Regions from separate parts of the Homo sapiens genome. Here region 2 is linked to region 1. A link is an interaction called in ENCODE POLR2A ChIA-PET data of the cell type or tissue named here. Cell type or tissue: GM12878. All regions are shown on one strand.

Region 1 (2,500 bases):
TTCAAAAATGAAGGTACCTAACAGTATGACTGCTCCTACTGCTCATATCATCTCTAACAACTGTAACTATATTTTTAATTTTTCCCTGTTTGGTGGGGGAAAGGAGACGAGCAGGAGATAGACAGTTCCTTGCCATTTTAATTTGCATTTTCTTGATTACTAAAAGGGTTGAGGATCTTTCATATGTTCATGAACCATTTGTTTCTACTCCTGTAAAATTAACTTTTTCATGACTTTCCTATTTCCATTTTTCCTAATTTTTTTTTTTATTTGAGGAGTTCTTTTATATTCTGGCTAACAAACCTTTGTTAGTACATTTCCCAAGTTGTGGCTCACCTTCTCACTCTATGATGTTTCTTTTTTAAAGTAAACTTTTAATGGATCTATAACATATATGCAAAAATGTGGCCAAATTATAAGTGTAACTCACATAAACAAAAGCAATTTGGGTCCTCAATAATTTTAAAGAGTAGGCTGGGTGCAGTGGCTCATGCCTATAATCCCAGCACTGTGGGAGGCCAAGGTGGGCAGATCACTTGAGGTCAGGAGTTCAAGACCAGACTGACCAACATGGCAAGACCTCATCTCTACTAAAAATACAAAAACTAGCCAGGCGTGGTAATGGACACCTGTAGTCCCAGTTACTTGGGAGGCTGAAGCAGGAGAATCGTTTGAACCTGGGAGGTGGAGTTTGCAGTGAGCCAAGATCATGCCAGTGCACTCTAGCCTGGCCAACAGAGCAAGACTCCATCTCCAACAAACAAAGAAAAAAAAGAGAGAGAGAGAGCATAAGGCATAAGGGATCCTAAGATTTAAAAAGTTTGGGATCCACTAGATCAGACAGATGTTATCGTCTCATTCTCTATGTCACTAAACCTCTCATATGTTCCATCTCTTCTTTCTCTGTACTAAATTCTAGAAATTTTCTTCAGATCCATTTTCCAGTTCATTAATTTACTCTACTCTGTATCCTCTTTCCACTGTATTTTTCGCTGCAAATGCTCCTCAATTTACAAGGGGCTTATGTCCTTATAAACCCATCATAAGTTGAAATATTACTAAGTCAAAAATGCATTTAATACACCTAGCCTACCAAACATCATAGCCTGGTCCACCTTAAATATGCTCAGAACACTGATGTTAGCCTACGACTGAGCAAAATCATCTTACAGGGGTGTCCAAGGGAGGGAACACAGGCTTGGGTTCTTAGTTCCTGTTTCTGGTTGGTTCGGTAAAGCCCCTTCCTCAACCCTCTTTTCCGCTTATCACTAGAGAGAGAAACTAAAAACAATGGCTTCACACTGCTAAAAGCCTAAAACAAAACAAAACAAAACAAGGTGGTTTAGACAGCTTGAATTCTAACACAAGGCCTATTTTACAATAAAGTGCTGAATATTTCATGAATACTGTACTGAAGTATAATTTCTACTGAATGAATATCACTTTCACACCATCGTAAAGTTGAAAAATCATAATCAGGTCAGCTGAGGTGGCTCATGCCTATAATGCCAGCACTTCGGGAGGCCGAAGTGGGCAGATCACTTGAGCTCAGGAGCTCAAGACCAGCCTGGGCAACATGGTAAAACCCTGTCTCTACTAAAAATAAAAAACTTGCTGAGTATAGTGGTGCCTGCCTGTATTCCTAGCTACTAGGGAGACTGAGGTGGGAGGATCACTTGAACCTAGGAGGCGGAGGCTGCAGTGAGCTGAGATCATGCCACTGCATTCCAGCTGGGCAACAGAGCAAGACCCTGTCTCGAAAAAAAAAAAGAAATAAAGAAAGAAAAATTACAATCAGATCATCATCATAAGTCTGGGGGCATCTGCATGTTTTTTATTTCTAGAAGTTCTACAGAGACTGAGTTCTTCTTCCATATTTTCCTCATCAGTTTTAAGAGTCTCCTCATCATATTTTTAACCTCCTCCTTTATTTCTTTAAACATCTGTAGGCTTTATAAGACTGATGGTTACCACCGATGTTTAGTTACCTGTCAATCGATGCATATCAAACCACTCCAAAATTTAGTGGATCAAAATAACAATAATTACTTATTTTGCTCACAAATTAGTAATCTGTTCAGGGCTTAGAGAGAAGAGCTTGCCTCTGCTCCACATGGCATCACCCAGGGCAGCTTGATAGAGAACTGAAGGATCCACTTGCAGGATCGCTTACTTAAAAAGATGGCAAGTCAGTACTGACCATCAGCTGGAAGCCTATAGCTGGTGCCACTGGCCTGAGACCTCAGTTCCTTTCCACATGGATCTCTCCATGGGCTTCTTCAGAGTATGCTGATGGGTTCCAAGAATGAGCATCCCAAGAGAATAAAGAAATGTGTGGTATTTTTATGACTTAGCCTCAGAAATGAAATAATATCACTTCTGTCATATTCTTTTGGTCAAAGCAGTCACAAAGGACTGCCCAGCTTCAACAGAAAAAGATTCTACTTCTTGATAGTACAATAGTGAGGTTCTAGAAGAGCAGGAGTCAGGAAATACTGTT
Region 2 (2,500 bases), 200 kb before region 1:
ACACCAAGAGCTGGCCAGGAACAGTGCCCAACCCTGGTAACGTGCCAAAACTTATCCCAAATTGCCAATAAACTCTGAATTTACCTTAAAAAAAAAAAAAAAAAAAAGACTTTTGGGGTTGAAAGAGACTTTTAAGCATTTATTGCAGTCCTTTCATCCACTGCATCCAATGTGTGGGTCTCCTTTATAATATTCTGGTTAAAGAATTTAATTAGCTTATACTCAGATACACTCAGGGGAAGGGAATTTATAATTCTCTAAGGCAGCTCATTCTATTTTCAGACAGCTCTATTGAGTTCTTCATTGTGAAGTCAAAGTCTGCCTCCCTGAACTTCCACACCTCTGAGGAGTGGGTCAAAAGACTTCTCTCTTCCATATCATCAACCTTTAATATGTCTTAAACAAGTTATAGAATCTCTAACTTTTCTTCTCTAGGCTAATTCCCATTCCTTCAAGGGCTCATCACCCTGCACTAGACCTAAGAAAAAGACCCAAGCTACTCTACACCCCCTGCCCCCGAGTACTGAAGTACTTAGGAAGAATGATAGTTAAAAGGGGGTTACCCTTAAGCTAGTCTTCTTCCCAAATAATGGCGCCCACCCACCTCATTGGTCCGATGCCCACAGTTCTCGCAGTTGGTAGCCATGATGATAACCTCCTTAAAGTGAGGGATTTCTGGAAAACGGAGTTAAGGAAATCTACTTCCAGGCGAACAAGACCACCATCTGGGGAAAAACAAAGCCAAACCCCACACAAACATATGCTGGTCCCAGAACTGCAGGAAATATTCACAAGAGGCAGCCCACAGAGTCCTCCAGAAGAGGGCAAGTTCCCAACCCATGGCAATCCCTGTTCACACATTTGAAGGCATGGCTCAGGTCACACACACACAGCCTAGTGACCATGGCCTAATTTTCTCTTTGAACACAAAACCCAAGGTACACAGTCTAATCAAAGATAATATCTTCCTTATCACTGGGTATAAAGCATGTGTTTTCCTTGAAAGGGATGCTCCCAGCCTGATTATAATCTTCATGCCTGAGTCAGATGAAGAGCAACCCAACTGCTTGGCAAAAGATACGTACTAGCTTCATGTTGGTCTGAGCGGGGGCATTGCATTCTGGGCAGTTTGTGCTGAACTGGAGCACCTGGAACACAACATGAGGACAAAGGGTGAGCCCTCCCAGATGGGATGTTCAGGCTAAAGACACTCAGTTGGTATGCTAGTGGTCATCTATGTTGGTGACAAGGAAGACAGATGCTGAACAGCATCAGTCTCAGCCCACAACTCTGCTCCTTCCTCACCAGTAGCCAATGTGACTCACTTCATTTCTGAGATCTTCCTCTTCTGGCTTCTCTGCTGGTGCTTCTTCCTAAAATAGCAAAGATGCAGGTCGCAAGTTGGCAGGTATACCTCAGTGTCCCCAACACCCTGCCCTGGAGTGGGAGAAATGCTCAGGTGCCACCTCATCAGTTATGTCAGGTGCCACCTCATCAGTTAGAGAAACCACAAAGTAAAGCCCCAACCAAAGGAAGAACAGGACTTAAGATAGGATCACAGCCACTGCCATCCTTTCTGTGAAGTTTACCCAAGTCCTGGACATAAGCAAGATGAGAAGCACAAACAAGCTGAGATAGGGCACACAGAGCAGCAGCAGCAAAATAAGTTCCACTGACTCCAAGCAATCCAGAGTGCGCGATAATTCCAGAGCATTCTTCTGGATCCTTCAGTCCACTTACTTGAAGCCCCAGCATCTCTTCCTGCTGTCGGGTCCGGTTGTAGTGTGTGATCACCAGGGCATCATCTTTCTGAGGAGCATGTGGGTTTTCCACAAAACTGTTCCCTGAGGGATCATCAATGATCTAACAAATGGGAGAAGAGAGAGTCACTGCAAAAGAAAATCATAAACAATCCTACATCACCTACTATCAGACCACGCAGGCATCACAGTGGAAAATCCCAGCAGTCTTAATGGTCCCTCCTCCCCTAATCAAGGGCAACTCCAGCCTCTCAATACTCACCAGAGTGAAAGGGGAGGCTACTTGCTTTAGCTCCTTCAGTTTGACAATGAACTCATCAATTCTTTCAGCTGTAGCATCTTTGTTTGCCTGCCATGAACAGAGAGTAAAGCATCAGCCCTGGTGGTGTACCTTATGCCCTGCCCCTTGTCATGCCCATGTTACTTCCATTAGGAAGTCACCACCTATCTCAGTGTGAGTGGAAACAGAGTGACTCAGGCTTCACAATGAGATGTAGCAAACAAGCCTGAAGTTGACGGGTGGTGACAGGTGAGCCTCCTTTTTCTCACTCATTCAACCATTTAGCCCAGGCACTCATGCCACGTTAGAGATATAATAGTATATATATCAGTCCTCTCATGGGACTCCCCAACCAATTAAGGAGACAAATAACTAAAGATGCAGCTATAATATATTACTTCTGTCATAATAAATATAAGATGCAGTGGAATACTCAGGAAACACAGATAACCCAAGGGGA

The links. Peaks named below come from ENCODE experiments on the same cell type or tissue, not always from the same donor. Only the 100,000 strongest peaks of a DNase experiment are listed, where the experiment ranks them.
Region 2: POLR2A ChIA-PET joins it to region 1 with 13 read pairs; 3 of 35 experiments call an interaction of 5 or more read pairs at or near these places.

The regions. Positions count from the first base shown.
Region 1 is chr11:116,979,093-116,981,592 of GRCh38, forward strand. The region is part of intron 1 of SIK3 (SIK family kinase 3); the gene reads right to left. Among named protein-coding and RNA genes, the nearest start is that of SIK3, 120 kb to the right of the region's middle. RefSeq lists a silencer at 1,137-1,337 and enhancers at 1,297-1,356, 1,507-1,556. In GM12878, no CTCF peak of the experiment used is centred here; a DNase peak (open chromatin) is centred at 1,229; H3K4me3 peaks cover 724 bases; H3K27ac peaks cover 659 bases.
Region 2 is chr11:116,783,774-116,786,273 of GRCh38, forward strand. It overlaps ZPR1 (ZPR1 zinc finger), which reads right to left. Exons shown (of 14, transcript NM_003904.5): 5 at 2,023-2,109; 6 at 1,741-1,863; 7 at 1,326-1,373; 8 at 1,082-1,148; 9 at 605-675. Among named protein-coding and RNA genes, the nearest start is that of ZPR1, 3.0 kb to the right of the region's middle. In GM12878, no CTCF peak of the experiment used is centred here; no DNase peak of the experiment used is centred here.